2 separate regions of the Mus musculus genome follow, and region 2 is linked to region 1. A link is a loop called in an ENCODE intact Hi-C map of the cell type or tissue named here. Cell type or tissue: left cerebral cortex. All regions are shown on one strand. Links, peaks and the distances in the headings refer to the core of each region. The heading gives the core; the rest is flanking DNA.

Region 1 (10,819 bases), core at 1,631-9,630:
AACAGGAGGACGGATTGTCCCACGGTTCTCAGAGCTCACCTCTGAGAAGCTGGGCTTTGCTGGTGTGGTGCAGGAGATCTCCTTTGGCACTACAAAAGACAAAATGCTGGTTATCGAGAAGTGTAAGAACTCTAGAGCTGTGACCATTTTCATCAGAGGAGGAAACAAGATGGTAAGAATTCTGTCCTTGGGCTGGAGAGATGGTTCAGTTCCTCTGGACCAGCATGAGGAACTGAGACATGGCCTCCTCCCCAGATCATAGAAGAAGCAAAACGATCTCTCCATGATGCCCTGTGTGTCATCCGGAACCTCATCCGTGACAACCGTGTTGTGTATGGAGGAGGGGCAGCCGAAATATCCTGCGCCCTGGCAGTCAGCCAAGAGGCAGACAAGGTAACAGAGTGGCAGTGAGAACTGCTGTCTAGGTCTCGTGTGTTTATGTCCTCTCAGCTTCATTCTGTAGATGAAAGGAAGTTTATTAAGCTTGCCCTGAGTGACTTTTCAATGCATGCTTATGAACAGCTGTTGGGTTGGCTATTGCCCAGTGCACTTACTGTCCCTGTGTCTTTCCAGTGCCCAACTTTGGAACAGTATGCCATGAGAGCTTTTGCAGATGCCTTGGAGGTCATCCCCATGGCCCTTTCAGAAAATAGTGGCATGAATCCCATTCAGACCATGACTGAAGTTCGAGCCAGACAGGTGAAGGAGTCTAACCCTGCCCTGGGGATTGACTGTTTGCACAAGGGCAGTAACGGTGAGTTGCTTGTTGGGGCTGTAGGAGCGGAGCGAGTTCTATCCACTTGGAAGATGAGTGGTACATGCTGCAAGACTGTCCTTAGTGAGGTCTTCAGTGCACTGGGACAGTGCTGTTCTGGGTCTTAGTGTCTGAGTTGATTGCTGTGGGACTTAGTCTTAGCAACACAACTCAGTTTAACCACAGTCCGGGTGCCTGTTGTTGCCATACAGAGTGGTTTCTGTTCACAGCTTGCCACCTAGCTGTTGCCCCATGGCTGCAGAGTGTTTGGAAAACTTTAACTCTAGCCGCTTGGCAGCCCTACTCTTGGAAGGTGGCAGACGTTGAACTGTCTACTGATTTCACTCCTGTTCCTCTGGGTGCTTTGGGTGTCATGTCACTGTCTAGCCTCCTTGTAGTCATGAGCTCTACCATGTTCCCACTAGCACGTGTCCTCAGTACTTAGAAAATCTAGCCGAAAATGACATAGGGCATTGTGGCCAGTTTACTGCTACAGCTCTAGGGGGTTTAGTTTAGGGTTTTATTTGCTAAGATTTATTTTATGTGAATAAGTGTTTTGTCTGCATGCATTTAAGTGTATATATACTATGTGTTTGTCTTGTGTCCTTGGAAGCCAGAATAGTGCATTGGATCCAGGGAGTTAACTAGATGGATGTAAGCTGTCATGTAGGTGCTAGGAACTCATGCTCTCTCGACCAGTGGGTCATCTCCAGCCTCTCTTTTATAGATGAATTATATGTTTACTTCATTGTTTGGCACTTTGGTATATGATGTATTGTGAGTACTCTTTCCCTCACATCCTATTCCCTCCCTATAAGTTCATCTCCCACACTTCTGTCTTTTGTTCTGTTTGATGAACTGCTAGGTGTAGCCAGGACTGTCTCTATGACCATAGGTTGGAGCCTGGTTGCTTCAACCATATGCACAGCTGAAGACAGATGACACCAAATCCACCAGGGGCGACTAGTTTAACAGGGAGAGGTGGGGCCCCATAAGCCACTCTGCCAATGACTGACTAATGGCACAGACTTAAACCATTTCTGTTTTTGAAATGAAATTCCACTATATTTCCCAGGCTGGCCCCTCAGCTCCACCTTGGCCTCCCCAGTAGCTGAGTGCACAGACTTGCCTGCTGCAGTGGCTTTGTTGTGACAACACAGGTTGAAGCTACCTGTTGATAACTACATTTGTGTGTGCTCCTGGACTGAGTGCTGTGTTTTGTTTTTCAGATATGCAGTATCAGCATGTCATAGAAACCTTGATTGGCAAAAAGCAGCAGATCTCTCTTGCCACCCAGATGGTTAGGATGATTCTGAAGATTGATGACATCCGTAAGCCTGGAGAATCTGAAGAATAAACTGTACCATTTACCACTGTGACTAAATAAAGGGTGTGTCTGTTGTGCTGCGTCTGCAGTTACTGCTGGTCCTCTCACAGCTGTAGATGCTGGAATAAAAGCAGCTGTCTGGTAACTGCTTCCACTTATTCAGAGCTTGATAGAGGATTTGATCTCACAGTTCTGCACTCCTGGGATATCTTTCAGCATCCTTCATCCGCAGAACTGTAATGAAGTAGAACACAACACTACAGATACTTTTTTAGCAGCTCAGGTGTCTCGGTGTCTGGTTTTACTTCACAGTTGACAGTACACCAGTACACCAGCACCTGCTTGGCTGATGGAACCAGTGCTAGAGACTGAATCCTCTTGTTCCTCCCAAGTTTCGGACAATGGCCAGTTAGCTCAGGTGCCAGTCAGAACTGGCTTGGACAGTTCTGTGCTTTGGGCATATGCTCAGAGAGCAATTGAAGCATACGTACCTTTTTGGCTGGATGTCATAATTTGAGCCTGCCTTGGAGGTCAGAGCCCATGCAGCCTAGCAATTACCTGTCTTGGTGGATCCTGTGAAAAGTAGAACTTAGCTGATTAAGTCTGGAGGCCCTTCCTTGGCAGTGCAGTCTGCTCCCACTCCACCAATTTGATGGACACAGCAGGATGATAATCTTACATTTTCTGTTCTCCAGGGTGCTTCAGGGTGGGGGTGCCGCCAAGCCCCCGTAACCCGTGATTTCTCAGACCCATGTGGTGGAAAGATTGCCACAAGTTAAACTCTGACCTCCACAAAGGCATGTAGACACAAGTGTTTAAAAGTGAAGCTACGCATTCACAAGTTTTAAAAATCACTTTATTAGGTTGAATGTCGACACTGCTCATTAGGGGAAGTTGAATATACATAGTGACAACTGCTCTTCCTGGTTTTGTACATTTTAACACTTGAATTACCAATGTAAGGCCATATCTGAGAATCTAGCTGGTCCCTGAATTGCCCCCAGTTCCCCTAACAGTCATGCTATCATGGATAGTAAGAGATGGTTAATTATTCAGGCAAATTTGGGCAACAGCTGCCTTGTGCTTGGGTGCTGTTAGACATACTTGTTCAGCCATTCAATTAGGTTCCTCCTTGCCTCCTCGATGTAGGGCTTGTCAGCAGGGGAGCAGTCTTCTCTCTTCCGATGCACAAAGCCATGAGTTTGCCCAGAAAACGTTTTAACTTGGTAATTAACTATGCAGTGTTCTTTAAGCTTCTGGGTCAGTGTAGAAACCTAATATGGGAGGGGGTTGATATATAAAAATGTGAGGGTAATGTGACCTTAGCCCTTTGGTCTCTACAAAGCCCTAGGTGTCTAGAATTTACTCAATATGTAAACTGAGCTGGCTTCCTATTTTCCCTCCAAGTGCTGGTGGATGGCATCCACCACTGCACTGAGAAGGAGTCCTATTGCAATAGTTGACAGTGAACAGGCTCCACAGCCATTGAGTTGTCTTTAACAGTTCCTGGCCACTTTGAGGAGTTGCAGAGCATCGTAATGGCTCCTCCATATCAGCCCTAGAAGCTCTTGGATTTACACGAGCTGAGACCCAACATCTACCGTAGGTCAGAATTTTATAAGTCGTGGTGGCGTACATTTTTAACGCCTGCAGTTGAAAGGCAGATCTCTGAGGCCAGCATGGTCTGCATAATGAGATCCTTGTCTGAGAAAAACACATTCTTGGCATGCTTGAAGCTTCCATCCTCCGCAGCACAGGGTGGGGTAGGCTTTCACTGTAGCTGCCCTACTGACCATCCTAGCTTAGCCAAGCACAGCCCTTTGAGACCATTGCTCATTTCCCTAGTGACTATGGGGCTACTGGGGAGATGCACTTTGCCCCAGCTATCAACCGGAGACCATACACATGGGTGACTAGACCAGAAAAAGATCCAAATTCAAACTTGGCCTGCTGTGTGTTACTATTATCCATAGTAAAGCAAACCAAATGATTTTAAGTTTAGGACTATTGCAAATTATTTGTATTGAGATCTTAGTTAAGACTTATTGACAAATGGCCACTTTTAACTTAGACTTTCCTAACCATCTTCCTGTGCTTAATAAATCCATCTCAGGCTATGGTAACTGGTGGATTACCATGGAAACCATTCACAGTGAACAGGCTGTACCAGGAACACATACATCCTTCAGCTGCCATTCTGAACAGATCCATTCGGGGCTTAAGTTCCATCAGTAAATGTTCATCATTGGAAAACCAATAAACTAGTTCTTAAAAACTTTCTCGGCCAGGCAGTGGTGGCGCACCCCTGTAATCCCAGCACTTGGAAGGCAGAGGCAGGCAGATTTCTGATTTCAAGGCCAGCCTGGTCTACAGAGTGAGTTCCAGGACAGCCAGGGGGTACACAGAGAAACCATGTCTCAAAAAAGCAACAACAAAAAAACTTTCTCGGGCTGGTGAGATGGCTCAGTGGGTAAGAGCACCCGACTGCTCTTCCGAAGGTCTGGAGTTCAAATCCCAGCAACCACATGGTGGCTCACAACCATCCATAACGAGATCTGACTCCCTCTTCTGGAGTGTCTGAAGACAGCTACAGTGTACTTACATATAACCAATAAATAAATCTTAAAAAAAAAAAAAACTTTCTCTAAAGATGTCATGCTATGCAATTAGATATGCAAATGAAGGGCTGCCTACTCACCTGCTCAAGTGGAATCACAGTGTCATTTTCTGCAAAAATAAACAACGTTGGGTTCTTCAAATTATAAACATCTTCAGAATCTCTGATGATACCTAGAAAGAGTTGAGGGGCATTGACTTCTGCAGAAAGCTGCCTGAATTCGGTATGGTTTTGCAAAGTAGACCATGTGGTCAGAGACCTGCTTCCATGTGTTAGGGGTGGAAGTGGTATGCATGCTTTCTTGTGCATGCCCACATGGGGTCTAGTGCACCTGTGTCTGTGAGTGTGGAGGCCAGGTATCTTAAAGTCACTCCTCGTTTTCACCATAGGATCTCATTGAGCTTTGAGCTCAGGGATTTCTGCACACTGGCTGGCCAGGGAACTTGAGGAACCCATCTGTCTCCACCAGCCCAGTCCTGGGGTGACATGTGCAAAGCCTGACACACACACACATAGCAGATTTTCATGCAGATGCTAGGGATCTGAATGCAGGTCTCCATGGATAGGTGGCCAACACTTCACTGCCTTAGCCATCTCCCCAGATGTGTGTGTATTGTTATTTTTAGTAAGCCCACAGAAGCCTAGCCTATGAGATTCTGAGAATGTGCAACCGATTTAACCAGATCTTTTTACTCTGCATCCTGTTCAACAGGAACCAGGCCAATAAACTTGATGCTGCTCTCTCCTGAGATGGCTTTATACATCAGGTCGTTTTTCAAACCACCACTCTAGAACTTTCTACAGGGACCCCACATGTTCAGTAAACTAGACCGTTTTTTTGGTTTGTTTGGTTGGTTGGTTGGTTTTTTGATTTTGGTTTTTTGAGACAAGGTTTCTCTGTGCAGTCCTGGCTGTCCTGGAACTCTGTAGACCAGGCTGGCCGCAAACTCAGAAATCCGCCTGCCTCTGCCTCCCAAGTGCTGGGATTACAGGCGTGTGCCACCACTGCCCAACCTTTTTTTTTTTCTTTTTTCCTTTTTTTTAATTTTTAGACAGTTTTATAAGAAGAACAACCATTGGACCAAGTTATTATTCAAACAGGACCCCAAAGAGACAGGGTCTACGTGTCTACAGGTTATTGTATATGTTTTATTGCTCATCCTTGCCTGAACATCCTAAAGGTTAATTTGTGCAAAGTATTGTTCTGCCAGGCTTAGGGCAGCCCACTGGTGCCTTTGGTTGGAAAAAGGCAAGTCCATGCTCTGTTGGGAGAATGGGCAGGAAAGGACTAGTGAGCTGGCTCACTTGCCCCACAAGCCTGATCCCAGAACCCACATCAAGTTGTTCTCTGGCTTCCACACAGGCATTGTTGTGTGCAGGCACACATGATCAATGATTTTAAAAGATGAAAGGAAAAACAACTTTTTTCCTGCTTCCTGCCACTGTGAGAGCAGAGCTAAGTAACACACAGTGTCTCTCCTCCCTGTGACTCCTCTCCAGAAGACGTCGAGCCATTGAAGGGATATCAGTCCTCCCTGCACAACTCTGACAAAGCCAGATAATAGGTCTGGACATTCAGTGGATGTCTCTTTTTCCTGCCATAACCTGCCACTCACATGCACAGCAGCAGCCAGCAGGTGGCGCTAGAAAGGCATGCATCCAGGACCACCTTTTAATTTACCCATAGACACCATTGGCCTGAAAATTGGCTGGTCTCGTACTAGTGATTTATTGCATTTGTTTTATGTAAGACTAGCTCTCACTATGTAGCTCATGCTGGCCCAAACTTTTCAATTCTGCTTCAGCCTCCCAAGTACTGGGGTCACAAGTACCATGCCTCACTTTATCTCCTTTTGTGTAAGAAAATATTTTGTTTTGTTTTGTTTTTTTTCCTTAGTGCTAATAGAAGATGAAACACCATGTCCGGGAGTTCAAGCGCCAGATAGAAACAGCTTGTGAATGTGTAACTTTGAAAGAGCAGTCAACTTTCCTATATTTGTTTTTGGCATATTTTAGTCTGGATGCTTTTGAATTGTACATTCAGTGTGCTGTTTCTGTCAACCGATAAAGGGTTCTTATCTCATAGTAAAAACAACTTTGTTTCCTGTTGGCTAAAATGTAAATGTTGGGGCTGAAGAGATGGCTCAGCAGGTAGGAGCACTGGCTCCTCTTCCAGAGGACCCATATTCAATTCCCAGCACCCACATCGCGACTCACAACATTAAGCACAGGGGATCTGACAACCTCTGCTGGCCTTTGTAAGCACCAGGGCACACACATGGGCATGACATGCATGCCCATACCAGACTCGGGAGGCAGAGGCAGGTGGATTTCTGAGTTCGAGGCCAGCCTGCTCTGCAGAGTGAGTTCCAGGACAGCCAGGGCTACACAGAGAAACCCTGTCTCGAAAACAAAAACAAAAATCTGCTAATTAAAAAGAAAGTTAAAGTTGCTGTTTGTGGTTTGCATGCGTGAGTGTGTATGTGTGTGTGTGCGCACGCGCACGCGCACATGAGTACGCACAGACTTGTGAACGGGTGCACATACACATGAGAGGTCAGATGACAACCTTGGACATGTTCCTAAGGGAGCCTTTCCACCTAGATTTTTGAGACAGGATCTAGAACTTATCAAGTAGGCTAGGCAAAGTGACCAGTAAAGCCCAGAATATCACCTGTCCCTTTCTCTCTTAGCATGAATTCTGGGGACCAAATTCAGCATCTCACACTTGCAAGACAAGAGCTATACTGACAGAGCCATCTCCCCAGCTCTATTTTTAGATTCTGAAAACCATGCTAAGCTGGTTTACCACACGCCATCGGGTTTTGTATTGCAGCATGTGGGAGAAGCCTGTCACTCAACCTTCCCCTGCTTTCCCTGAGTAAAATGTGCTGGGCACTTACCATAGACAGACACCCCCGCCCTGATGTCCGGGTATGCCGTCATCACTTGGTGCACCACAACACCCCCCCAGCAGAAGCCCACAATGCCAATCTTCTGAGCATGACACTGTTGTCTCAGATACCTCAAGACAGCATCAACCTCCCTAGAACAGAAAGAGAAAGGCATTGCAGACAGAGCTGCCCGGGCGGACCCTCAGGGTCGCTGGTAACTGGAATGTCTCAGTGAATAGTACTTGATGTTTGTGATTTCTCTGGTGGTGAGAGCCAGAATTTCCTAGAAAGGAGCTGTGACATCAAGGCTCACTGACTGCTTAAAACTCAGTGGCTATAAGGAGTCTGGGATGTTGCAGGTCTGGAGCCCGATCACAGTTTATCTTGAGCTACCTTTAGCCCATTAGTGAGCCATTCTTTGCCCCTGTGTGTTGGCTCGAACTCCTGTAATTAGCAGATAAAGTCAAACCTATCACCCTGATAAGTAGATTAAAAGAGAAAAAAAAAAACCTTTGGAATGTATCAACTCAACAAAATTGTGTACTCCACCAATCAAAGATCTAAGAATGCTATCAGATCACATCTGGGTCTCATAGCTGAGATTACTCTGCTGCAACCGCCCAATTAATGTTTCCACCAATGTCTTTGGAAAGTGTCTTGATTTTGAATCTGTCTTTGTTCTGTTACTATAAAAAACAACAACAATAGCAACAAGTTCATGGTAGAATGTAGAATTTGGGGTAAACTAAATCTCTGCAGCTTGTAGCTGACCAATCAGAGAAGCTTATAGCTAACCAATCAGAGAAGAGCAATCTCCTCATCAGAATGAGTTTTCAGGATGGACTACAGAGCCAACGGGGTGGGGGATGATGCTCTCCAGGTTGCTGGGAGAGAGGCTATGGACCAATGGGCTGCCGCTGAGGTGGGGACTTTCCTGAGGATGAAGCCAGCATACAGGAAGTGGGGCAGAGCTGTGATGGACAGATGAGAGCTGGGCCACTTCCCACTTGATCCCAAACTACTTTCTTTGGTTCTATAAATCAATATCTCTTTTAACTGCTGATCCACTTGGGATAGGTGTTCTATCACTTGCAACCAAGGACTTAGGTGGACACAGGACTTTGAATTCATCACTTCTAAGGAAATGAGCAGCTGTGCTTGCTGGGGCAGTGTGGCAAAGAGCATGTATCAGCCTCCATCCTATAGTGTGCTGGACCAAAACTCTTTCCCATCATGCTGTTGGAAGGACTTCATCTAGAGCCAAGTGAAGTCATGGTGGGGGAGGGAGAGGGAGAGAGGGAAGGCAGGAGCTCAGCTTGTCTGTTCCCTCCCTGGGCTACATCCAGTACAAAACCAAGCCTCTTGGAAACTTACCGATTGACTTTTCTGGCATTTCTTGATTTCAACCACGCGGGGAAGGTGGACCAGTCACCAGCTGGGTCCCATGGCTCTTGACCCACAAAGAAGTCTGGGACAATAGTTCTGTAAAATATGGGCGTGAATCAACCTTTGAGTCACCTGGACTCAGTGTCCTGGTTTATTAGATACCATGTTGAGTTGCCAATTCTAGGCAGAGGGAAGGGAAAGCCTTGGCCACGAAGGCCATCCTTTGTTGCGACAGAGGTCATCTGCTGCAGGCCACATTGCCTCAGATTCCACAACTGCAAGTACATAGCTTCCAGCAGTTCTGGTGTGACCCTGCTCTAGCAAGTGAGAGGACCATCAGCAGGGACACTTCTTAAGAGTGATTCCAGTGAAGAAGGAGGGAAAACTAGACCTATGGGCAAAGGGTGTGTCCTGTCAAAGGTCCTGCCTCGATGAACTTAGTTGGTCTTCTCAGCCAGTCCAGGACTTTCTTGGTCTTAAACACTGGCTTTGGCCAAAGGGCACCCCTGAGGGCACACTCATCACTGTGATCGAGTAATACGGTCCATTGTCTGCACAAGCTGGCAAACAGTTTCCTGCCCCAAGAGTAAGGTCCATAGCAGGTTCTAGAACAGGCTACGGGAAGAGTAAACAAGTAAAGGCTAATGCCTGAGGTTGTCCTCTGACCTCTAAATGCTCACAACGGTGAACACGAACCTTCAATCATACGCACATATATATGTCATTGTATACACACACACACACACACACACACACACACACACATCATATAAAAGATCAAATGATAGCTCACCCAGCAATGGGCAACTCAGTCTGGAAATCATGGACATCACTAATCCTAGTAACTTTACTTACTCTCAAACAAACTGAGCCTTGGCAGTGCAGCAGAGGGTTCCTTAAAACACAGCCACGGGTAGCTCGTTACTTTGGGAGACTGTGGCCCTAGCTCCATCCATCCTGACTTGGCTTTTAGAAGAACAACATGAATGAACTCCAGTGTGAAGTCCTGCCTCTGTCCTCTCAAGACAAGTCCCTCTGCTGCACAGGGAGGCAGAGCACCAAGGCCCGAGCCTGACAGGCCAGGTTGAGGTCTCAGTACCTTGTACTGTAGAGAAAACTTGACAAGTAACTGACCACTTTTATCTCTCACACTTTTAAACAAAAAAGTATCTATTTTTATGAGTGTTTGTCTGCATACAGAGTGTGTACTACGTACATACCTGGTTCCTGCAGAGGCCAGAAGATGGTGTCAGACCCCCTGTACCTAGTTACAGATAGCTGTGAGCTGCCATGTGTGTTGTCTGAACCAAACCTGAGTTTTCTGCCAAGCCGTCAAGTACTTGTAACCACTGAGCTATCTCTCCCGCCCCAGGGCTCACATTCCTGACCAGACCAACAGAAGTGTGGACTGTCCAGCCTCAGATGGCTTGAGGGTAAGTAAATGAGAACCATGAACAAGCAAGAGCCCCGGAAGGTGGAGTTATCTTCCTGCCTGTGTTATATATCCTCGCTGTAGTACGTAAGGACTCTCCTACGACAACAGGCATTGCCCCATTCAAGCAGCTGCTTATGGCTCACCCAGAGCAACTGAGAACCTCTGTCTTCATGCTTTGACTTCCCAATCTGCAATATGGGGACGGTAATATCCATCCCTCCCAGGGCCACTAGAAGGGGAGGGTCCCTGTCCATGTTGGCTATGATAGGTATATTTGGAGGCTTCCCCAGGGAATTGTCCCACTCTCTGTAGGGCTGGGTACCCTGGGGACCTGATGTCCTGGGATTCTGTTGGGAAGAGTTGGCTGTACAAGGTTAGAGTTAAATTTCAAAGGACAGTTCCCACA
Region 2 (10,819 bases), core at 1,624-9,623, 70 kb after region 1:
AGTTGTGGAACCTTTAGGAGGTGGGGCCTGACTGGAAAGAGGTGGCTTAGGGAACTGTTGGCCTGGAGGATTGTCTAAAGAAAGAGTGTTCATCCTTTGGGTCCGAGCTCTTTGCTTTCTCATTTTCTGAGATGTAACAAGTCTCATCACAGACTGTCACAGAAGAGCCTAGTGGCTGTGCTTCCTTCCACTTTGGGCAGTATCTCTTTTAACAGTGAGTCAAAATTAGTGTTCCTACATTGTTTCTGTCAGATGTTCTGTCACTTTGACAAGAAAAGTAATAGAGGATGGTTGATTAAGAGGAGTGTTCCAAGTTTACTCTCAGGACTCTTTATGGTGTTCGTTTGCTTAATTTTATCTAGGGTCTTTATTTGTCCTTGAACCTCCTGTGTGTTCTAGGTTAACTTCCTACCTGCAGTCCTGTGTCAGTGTCAAATTGTGCTGGATCCACATCTGTCTTTCTTTGAATTCTTAAAATTGAGGAACCACAACACTTAAGTTGTTGTGGGTTGTATAAATAGATATTTGCCCTATTCGAAAGGAAGCTGGTCTTCTCAAACTGTTTGATTTATGTTTATTCTGTGTATGCACACACAGGCTTGAGTGTGGGGATCAGAGAAAAGTGTAGGGGAGTTGGTTCCTTTTGGCATCAAACTCAGGAGTCAGGCTTGGTGGCAAGGGCTCTTTACCTGCTGAGGTGTTTTGATAGCGTTGATAAACAACCTTTAAAAGTTAAAGAGTATTTAAAAGTAATGATGGAGCTGGAGAGAAGGCTCAGCAGTTTTACTGCTCTGGCAGGGGACTTAGGTTCAATTCCTGTCACTCACACAGTGCCTCAGAACTGCCTGTAACACTAGCTGCAGGGAATCCAGTGCCCTCTTACCAGGCATGTAGGTGGTGTATATACATATACAGAACATACATAAACATTAAAAGGAATAATGTTAGTACATGCTAACAGGATAACTTTATGATACATATGTTTTCCAAGGTGAAAATCTTGACTGTAAAGTCTAGTAGTATTTTAAGTCTTTGAAGATGTTTTATATGTGGGTTATTAGAAGACAAATCCTCACTTGGCTTTTGCATTTACTCTGTTTACCTGTTTTGGTTAAGTGAAAACTTTGGATTGAAAAGGGAGAAGTATTTTCAGATAGTTTTGTGTGTTTGTTACTATGTCAAAATTTAAGTGATAATGAATCTGAAAATGTCAATTTTTAAATTAAAAGCTTTAAGTCTGATGTTAAAATGTTTGGCCTAGGCTGGGGACATGACTCAGGTTAAGAGCACTTGTTGCTCTAGTATAGGACCCAGTTTGTTTCCCAGCATCACATGGTGATGCGCAATCATCAGTAATTACACTTCCAGGGAATCTGACTCCCTCTTCTAATCTGCAAGGGTACCAAGCGTGCATGTGTTACACAGACATATATGCAGGAAAATACCCATAAACATAAAATTAGTAAATCTGAAACTTTTTTTTTAAAAAGAATCTCTTGGTCTGATGATATGGTGTGTTTTCATATGTAAAATGTGCATAGGCAGTTGGTTTCAGAAAGTATATATTTTTTTAATAAATGATGCTGGAATAACTGAATATCAACAGGAAAATGAACTTGGAGCCATAGTCCTTTGAGTAAATCAGGGTTAATTAAAAAAGAATGTTAGGCTCAGTTGAAAAGCCCAAAACTTAACTAGGAGGTTTTTTTGTGGTCTTGGGCTAGGTTGAAACTTCTGCAAGTTTGATCTCTCAAGAAGGATGTTGGATGGCTTTGATGGTTTCTACAAAGGTACTTAGTAATGTCCTCATCTGATAAATAAATGTGTTGTGTGTATGAATGGGCATTATTCGCCAGTACTTAGAAACAAGGCACACCTAGGATGGACGACATGAACATTATGCTAGGTGAAGAAACAAGTTGCAAAAGACCACATTTTATGTGATCCACTTTGTATGGAGTGTCAAATAGACAAATAGACATTTGTAGACAAATTTCTGAGTAGAGTAGATTAGTGGTTGCATGGCATGGAAGGCCTGATAGAACTGCTGTCAGTTACAAGGTTTTTTTTTTTTTTTTTTTCCCCCAGAGTAAAGAATGGAACCTTAATCTTTATTTACAGGACATGACAGGGTACGAAATTCAACATAGAAATAGGAGCTACTGAACTGCCCATTGTGACTCCCGCACTAAGAGCCATAGGGAATATTGTCACTGGAACAGATGAACAGACTCAGAAAGTGATAGATGCAGGAGCACTTGCAGTCTTTCCCAGCCTGCTAACAAACCCCAAAACTAATATTCAGAAGGAGGCCACATGGACAATGTCGCACATTATAGCTGGATGTCAGGACCAGATACAGCAAGTTGTGAATCATGGCCTAGTCCCCTTTCTTGTTGGTCTTAGCAGACTTTAAGACACAGAAGGAGGCCGAGTGGGCTATAACCAACTCTACCAGTGGTAGGACTGTTGAACAGATTGTGTATCTCCTTCATTGTGGGATAATAGTTACAAGGTTTCTTGATGTCTTGATGATGGTCAACTCATGTTGACTTGAATACTTTGTGACTTAACTTCATGGTGTATAAAGTACTTTAAAAAAGAAAGTTAAATTGTATTTGTGACATTCTAAAGAGAGTAGCTAAACTGATCTGGTAAAATAAATGGCTTACCAAACCAAGTCTTAGACTGTGTAAGGTCTGAAGTAGGTCAGGTCTTCGTTAGTAGGGCGGTGAGAAAATGATGAAGCCCATTGACAGTGCAGGAGGAGTAGGAAAGCACCTCCTTCCTTCCTCTCTAGGGCCTGCTAGCACCCTTTAGTGACAAAACTGAACTGAAAAAAAGAAACGGGTGCTGGTGGAGCTTAAGAATTGAGGGGTGACTTGAGGCTGAGAATAGTTACAGCTTCTGCAGCTAAGCCTTCTCCCCAAGCTACTGGCAAAATTGTCCTTAACCTCTGCAATAGGTTGGAGCCCTGTACCTGCAAATTAATTGTTTCTGCTGGTTGTTAGAACCAGAACTATACAATATTTCTTTCTTTCCTTCATTTTGCTTTCCAAAGTGTTCCTTATAGACAGACTCTTAACACAAATTTAGTCTTTCAGGAGGCCAGAAAATGTAGTTTTCAGGCTACCAAGAATAGCAGAAAAGGTTGTTGTTTGCATTGATATAATCTAGAAAGGTAAGAAAATAAACTTGGGGATACATAGGGAATAAGAGTTTTAATGTTTATTATTGTGTATATGGATGTATATAGTGTGTGGATGTGGAGTCAGAGAAAAGGTCTGTAGAGTCATTTCTTGCGCCCCTCCCCCTTTATGTGGCTTTGGGGATCGGACTTAGCTGGTCAAGCTGTGCTTCAAATACAAATGCCCTTACCAGCCAAGCTGCTTGCTGGCCGGCCAGCCGGGGGGTTGGGGTTTTCAACATTGTATGTTGCCTGCTTCCTAAATCCACATTTAAAAAAAAGATATTTTCACATAGAATTTGGGGATCAGAGACAGGGTGTCATAGGACTTAAGTTGGCCTTTAAGTTTCTGTGGGAATGGGGATAGTTGTGAACTCATTCCACATCCCAAGTGCTACCATACCTAGCAAAAATGAATGCTTAAAAATAGAATTTGAGCAGCTAAAATATTTTATTATAATAGTAAAGTAGCAGCAAAACACTCACTACTTTGAAAAATAAAATAGCCACCTTTTTTCTTTTGTTGAAAATAGATTTTGTTTAAAATACCATATATTCTGATTACAGTTTCCCCTTCCACAACTCTTCCAGTTCCTCTCCACCTGCCCTTCCATCCTGATCCACACCCTTTCTGTCTCTCCTTAGAAAAACAGGCATCTAAGGAATAATAATAAACTAAGATAAGACAAAAACAAACTGGAATGGGACCAAACAGAAGAAAAAGATGTCTCCCCCCCCCCCCCAAAAAAAAGCACAGGAAACATAGATGCAGAAAGATACATGTTTGAACACACAGAAATCCCATAAAAACATGCAAAGACCTGTAAGGTGAAAAAAAAAAAAGTCCCAACACAACATTACAGATGCAAAGACCACCCACAGATGCTGCTGAGTGCATTGTATTGGCACTGCTGGCCATGGGACCCGTCTTTACTTGTGATTTGCTTTCCCAGTGAGAGCCCCCCCCCCTTGGTTTGGAGCTAGCTTCTGGGTAAGGGGTGGGGACGTATATCCGCTTGTCTCGGCTCTATAATCTATCTGGTTCAGACCCACCCAGTAGGACTGTGCTTGCTGCCACAGTCTCTTGAGTTCATATGTGCATCCATTGTGCTCTGTTTCCTGGATCTTGTTTCCTGGGTGTCCTCCATCCCTACTAGCCCTTAGCTGTTTTCTAACCAGTTCTAACGACTCCAGTGTTTGCAGTTTCTTTCTTAAGCTGTTTTTTTTTTTTTTTTTCCAAACAGGGTTTCTCTGTGTATCCCTGGCTAGCCTGGAACTCACTTTGTAGACCAGGCTGGCCTCGAACTCAGAAATCCGCCCGCCTCTGCCTCCCAGGTGCTGGGATTATAGGCGTGTGCCACCACTGCCCAGCAAGCTGTTGTTTTTTATTTAGAAGCAGAATGTGTTTTTTATTTCTGCTTTGTTTTGTTAATCTGCATTTTTCTGTGAATACATACAATTTTAAAGGAATTATATTCCATATAGAGAAAAGTATACAATTAATGTAGATCTTTTCACACATGTAGGCTAACTACAGACATCCAGAGTAATATTTTCAATCATATATTTTTAATATTTGCCTATTATGATTGAAGCTACTAGTTGTAAACATTTTACTGGCAGATAATAAAAGTTTATTTCCTCCAGATAAAACAAGACCAGCAGTATTTGGATCATGTTGTGTATATTCTGGATAGGATGTGATAAGAATGGCCGTGTACCTTTGTGGTCTCCTGCTCCAAACTAATGAGGAATGAGTCAGTTTTCAGTAGAAGGCATTGAAGAGTAGCCTTTAACAATACTTTTTAAGTTATGGTCATCAACATCAGGAAAAGTAAGAAACTCCCAGAATCAAAAGAAGCCCGAGGAGGGGGCTGGAGAGGTGGCTCAGCGGTTAAGAGCACTGACTGCTCTTCCAGGGGCCCTGAGTTCAATTCCCAGCAACCACATTGTGGATCATAACCATCTGTAATGGGATCTGACACCCTCTTCTGGTGTGTTTGAAGACAGTTATAATTGTATATAAATTAAATAAAGCTTTAAAAAAAAAGCCCAAGGAGACATGACCACTAAGTGTGTATGGAATGTGCAGGAAAGGAGCCTTAGGTAAAAACTAAGGGATTTTGAATTAACAATGGACTTCAATTATAATTTATCAGTATTGGGTTATTAAATTTAAGAAAGTATAACAAATCCTAATAAGACATTAATAAGAGATACTTATTAATGTGTGCTGAATTTTTCCAATCTCCTCTCATAACTTCTGTAAGTCTGACTGTTGTCTATTAGTAATGACAGTAAATTCTGGAATCACCACATTTATCATTGACAGAACTGAGAGATGTTCAAATCATTTTAAATAAATAATTTTCAAAGGAAAATAAACAGGACTGGATAGATGGCTCAGTAGGTAAATGCTTGCCCTGTATGAGGACCTAGGTCCAGAGCCTCAACAAAGCCTCAACCAAAGCCAGCACAATGGTATGTCTAGTCCCATTGCTTCTGTGGAAGACAGGACACAACTTGGTAGAGTATTTGGAGATGTTCAGCTTGGCTAGTAATAAATCTTTGTGATTAGCTGCTGTACTACCTAGTTATTTTTTTTTAATCTACATTCAGTAATGCGTTTCACTATAGGAACACATGCAGTACAAATGGGAGAGCACAACAAAGTTGAAGGAATAAATGGTAAAGATACTCTCTTAGTATGTTGTGTCAAATAGTAGTTAAAAGACATGTGATGGGGCTGGAGAGATGACTAATGGTCAGGGTGTTTGATGTTCTTCCCAGGTCTAGAGTTTAGTTCTTAGGACCCACTTTGAGCACTTCTCGGTAACACATTAGTCCATCTCCAAGGGATATAATGCCCTCTTCTGGTCTTTGAATATCTCTGCATGAACATGCATGCACCTACAACTAGATAATATTTATATGAACAAAGGACACAAGGGACTCAGGAGATGGAGGTAGGAAGAGCAACAATTCAAAGGGCAGTCTCAACTATGTAGTGAATTTGAGGCCAGCCTGGGTTGCATGGTACTTTATCTTAAACAGTATTGGCACTCTCCTGCTTTCCCTGAAAAGTCAGTTACTTTCCTAAGATATACCTCAGGAATAATAAAACATCTGTTTGGATTTATTTTTAGAAGTACCATGACAAGGCAGGTGAGATGACACACCAGGTAAAGGTACTTGCCACCAAAGCTGATAACCTGGGTCCTTTTTCTGGGATCCACATGATGGAAGGGGAGACCTGACTGTTTCAAATTGTTCTATGTTTTCTACATATGAGATCCACACTACATGCACACATGCTTGCACACACAATTTTTTTTTTTTTTTTTTTTTTTTTTTTTGGTTTTTCGAGACAGGGTTTCTCTGTAAAGCCCTGGCTGTCCTGGAACTCACTTTGTAGACCAGGCTGGCCTTGAACTCAGAAATCCACCTGCCTCTGCCTCCCAAGTGCTGGGATTAAAGGCATGCGCCTGGCTATTCTTGAAAGGTATCTTGAACCTTGAGTGTTCTTAGTTTTGTTTTTTAATACCTTGAAAGACTGGCTGAACAGTTGGTTCGGTGGTTAAGAGCACTTGCTGCTTTTCCAGAGGACATGTATTTGGTTATAAGTACCCTCACGGTGCTTGTAACCATCCTTGCACATGGTGCACATACATTCAGGCAAAACATTCATAAATATAAATCTTTATAAAACCACCACAACAAGCTGGGTGTGGTGGCGCACCATAACAGAGTAGAAAATTAATTTACTTTCTCCTAAGATCCTAAGATCTAATTAAGGATGTGTGTCAGACTCCACAATTAAAAATTTCTGTTCTACAGAGAATGGGTAACTGTACTCAGAATGTTTTGAAAACATTTTTTGTTTTCTTTAATCATGTCTCCGTAATATTAATGGAAATGTGATTGTTTTATACTTTAGTAGAATATATTTTCACTTGGTATGGTTTAGAAAATTTAAAACTATTTAAAGAATTTTGTGTATTATAATTGATAGAAAATTTCCTGGTGTGTTCATGGTTCTGTTTTTATCCACATAACACATAGCCAGTTATATACATACACCTGAGCATGAACAAAGCTAGTTGAAAAGGCACTTGCTTGAGTAAATCTTATATTATTAGCAGCAGAGAATGATTGTTAACTCTTGCATTAATTTGTACTTTATTATATAACTGGTTGGAAACAGTGCAATATTAGAATTCCTGTTAGTGGATCCTCCTACTTGAGATCTTGCCTATCATTGTTTTTATACAATAAAAATAAGGTAAGGAAACAGATAGATTCAACTCTAATGTGTGTATGTCCCATGGTGAGGACTGGTACTTGTTCTTCCTCTTGAGCTGTGTTTAGGCTGAGTCAGGCTCCCTCCATGTGGTGCTTCTGCCCTGTTTATGCTGCCCACCCATTAAGTCCCTGGGTTACCAGAGTTATCAGATCAACTCTGATGCTATCTATCATGACACTCGTGTGCAGAGATTCCTCACTTTGCTTAATTATTAGTGATGTTTGTGAGTTTGTAACCATGTATTATAATTGCCTGTTTCTTGTTGTTACTCACTCTTTGCTGTTACCCTGTGTGTATGTTTTGAGTGCTCCTACATTAATTTGTGCATATAAGAAAGGCATAGGGTTTGGCATTGTTCTTCGTTTCAAGTACTCTCTGTTCTTGGTATTTGTTTCCTGTGGATAAGAAAAGAGTTTTGTGTGTGAATTTTGTTTACTTCCTTAATGCTGCGGCCAAAAGCATAACACTTTGTTATAATCACTGAAGTCTTTATAAGGACTTTACAACTATTCTCTCTATTGAGATTGAGAAATCTCTATTGATATTGTCAAATCTTAAATTCACTATATATTTTTCTTTTTTTTTAAGATTTATTTACTTATTATATGTAAGTACACTGTAGCTGTCTTCAGACACTCCAGAAGAGGGAGTCAGATCTCGTTACGGATGGTTGTGAGCCACCATGTGGTTGCTGGGATTTGAACTCCGGACCTTCGGAAGAGCAGTCGGGTGCTCTTACCCACTGAGCCATTTCACCAGCCCACTATATATTTTTCAATAAATGTTTTGGTTTTTGTACAATGGGTTCTTTCTCTTCCATGTCTCTGTGGAAACTTGATGTTTCTTATCTCCCAGATTTGTTTGTCATTGTTCACAGGACCATTTTTATGATAGCTGCAACATCTATTGGCTGTGGTTTTTAATTTAGGCTGGGGTTTTCCTTATGCTTGGTATGAGTGGATTTTCCATTGTATCATGGATATTTTTGCCTCAGGTTCTTATTAAAATGCTTGGAGTCTTTTCTTTTTTCTTTTCCCCCGAAACAGGGTTTCTCTGTAGCCCTGGCTGTCCTGGAACTCACTTTGTAGACCAGGCTGGCCTCGAACTCAGAGATCCACCTGCCTCTGCCTCCCAAGTGCTGGGATTAAAGGTGTGTACCACCACTGTCTGGCTGAAAAGTGGCTTCTTCTTTGTGGAAGTTGTATTCACAATTAGCCCTCTCCCCTCCTCCCACCAATCATCTTGGTGGGTTAGGTTCTTGCTAAGTTAGGTGGTTGATATCTTGGACTTTCATTGGCTAGGAGGGCTAGGATATATTTTTTTCATGTATTAGCCTTGGGTGCAGTGGTAAAAGTTGAATTAGTTGTTCATGTTTGGGAATGTTGAGACATACTATTTAAGTTTTCTCCTTTTCCCCTATTCTCAGTGCATTGTTCATTGTGGTAAAGGTTGGGCCAATGAGATGAGAAAATCACTAATGTGAGTTTTCTTATGTTTGTGTATGCATTAAGTTTAGCCACATACTGGAGCTCTCTTGTCCTGTAAGTTTTTAAGTAACCACAATATTATTTCTATTCTGCTTTTTTATTAACAGTTAATAAATATGCTTAGGATTTTTTAGTATATCCTCTCTCTGTCTTAGAGTATAGTCTATGAGGGATGTATGAGTGTATTGTTGGTTTTAATTTTGTTATTAAGATTTCTTTATTTTGGGCTGGAGAGATGGCTCAGTGGTTAAGAGCACAGACTGTTCTTCCAGAGGTTGTGAGTTCAATTCCCAGCAGCTATATGGTGACTCACAACCATCTGTAATGGGTTCTGATACCCTCTCCTAGTGTGATTGAAGACAACTATAGTGTACTCACATACATTAAATAAATAAAATAATGATCAAGATTTCTTTATTTTTATTTTGTGTATGTGTGTGTACCTGATTGTATAAATGTGTAGTCTGTGCCAGTATGTACAGAAATGTCAGGTGTCCTAGAACTGGAGTTAGAGCTGTGAGATGTCTGATGTGAGTACTGGGAACCATGCCCTGCAAGAGAAGCAGATGCTGTTAGCCTCTGTAGCTATCTCCCACCCCTTGCTGGTTTCTTTTTTTCTTTCTTAGTTTTAAAATTAAATATTTCTGTTTATTGTGTGTATCTGTGTACATGGGTGGGTCACACACTGTATGTGGAGGTCAAAGGACAACTTTGAGGCATTTATTCTGTTCTTTTACCTTTACATGTGGTACCAGGAATAGACTCGAGCCATCTGTCAGGCATACATAGCAAGTACTTTGACTTGCTGAGCCACCTCACTAGTCCATTTTGCTGTCTTAAAGTGTCTTCATTTCTTTTTTGTGGCTAGCCATGGTGAATGCTTGGGTTTATTGATTTGTTTGTATTTCCATTTAGGAGTTGCTTACTTACCATTTTGATATAATTTTGTTTTGTACTTGCAAAGGTGATTTCCATGGTTCTGAAATGAAATGGATGAGCAGTCTACAGTTATCTTTCCTTTTTTCCTAGAGACTTAGTCTGAGTGTAGGAGGCCCTTAATAATAACTTTACAGATCTATTTGGAAAGAGTCATTATCATTCTCTTTCTCTCCCTCTCTCTCACACACACACACACACACACACACACACACACACACACACACACGCACATGCACACGCACACCTACTACTACTACCTCCAAAGAGCCAAAAAGATGTATCAGAACAATTACTAATGAGTGGTGGTTCTCAAACTTTAAAAAAAAAGGAAGAAGAAAAAGAAAGGAAGAAAGCAAACAAGCAAGCAAGCACTCACAAGTATATCAGTGCATGTATGGCAGTCACAGGATAACTTTCAGGAGTTGATTATTGAAATGGGGAATGCTGTGCTGTGTGCTCCAGGCTAGGTAGTCAGTCTGTGAGCTTCCAGGCTTTTGTCTGCATCACCCTTCTTGCTATATAGGTGCTGGAATTGCAGATGCAGGCGACTGAGTGGAGCTTTTAATATGAGTTCTAGAGGTCACACTGTAGTTGTCAGACTTTAACATATGTTTATACTTTTAAAGACTTGTAAGAGTTTTATTTGTTGTATTAGAAAATAAAATGGATCTTCTAAATTCCCCAATTTGGTTAAAAGAGTGGGTTTTGTTTTTTGGTTTTTGTTGTTGTTGTTGTTTGTTTTGAGGCAGAATTCTTCTATGTCCCCCTGACTGTCTTGGAACTTGCTGTGTAGATCAGGTGGTTACCCTTGACTGCAAAGATCCACCAGCCTCTGTCTCCCAAGTGCTAGGAGTAAAGGAGTGCGCCACCAAGCCTGGTTTATACTTACAATGTTTTTAATGT

Evidence for each region. Hi-C counts contacts between places; a loop is a spot of excess contacts. Peaks named below come from ENCODE experiments on the same cell type or tissue, not always from the same donor. Only the 100,000 strongest peaks of a DNase experiment are listed, where the experiment ranks them.
Region 2: it touches region 1 in a loop (4-fold over the local background); 19 of 42 quality-filtered maps call a loop at or near these places.

Annotation. Positions count from the first base shown.
Region 1 is chr15:31,582,220-31,593,038 of GRCm38, reverse strand. Cmbl (carboxymethylenebutenolidase-like (Pseudomonas)) reads right to left here. Exons shown (of 6, transcript NM_181588.4): 3 at 8,967-9,074; 4 at 7,602-7,744; 5 at 4,780-4,871; 6 at 2,920-3,355. The coding sequence ends at 3,176. It overlaps Cct5 (chaperonin containing Tcp1, subunit 5 (epsilon)), which reads left to right. Exons shown (of 11, transcript NM_007637.3): 8 at 1-172; 9 at 256-393; 10 at 574-754; 11 at 1,984-2,239. The coding sequence ends at 2,111. Among named protein-coding and RNA genes, the nearest start is that of Cct5, 14 kb to the left of the region's middle. In left cerebral cortex, for the core only: a CTCF peak has its summit at 6,332 (motif pointing right); DNase peaks (open chromatin) are centred at 3,822, 4,310, 6,343, 7,577 and 1 more place; H3K27ac peaks cover 670 bases.
Region 2 is chr15:31,512,612-31,523,430 of GRCm38, reverse strand. The region is part of intron 1 of Marchf6 (membrane associated ring-CH-type finger 6); the gene reads left to right. Among named protein-coding and RNA genes, the nearest start is that of Marchf6, 13 kb to the left of the region's middle. In left cerebral cortex, for the core only: a CTCF peak has its summit at 6,057 (motif pointing left); no DNase peak of the experiment used is centred there.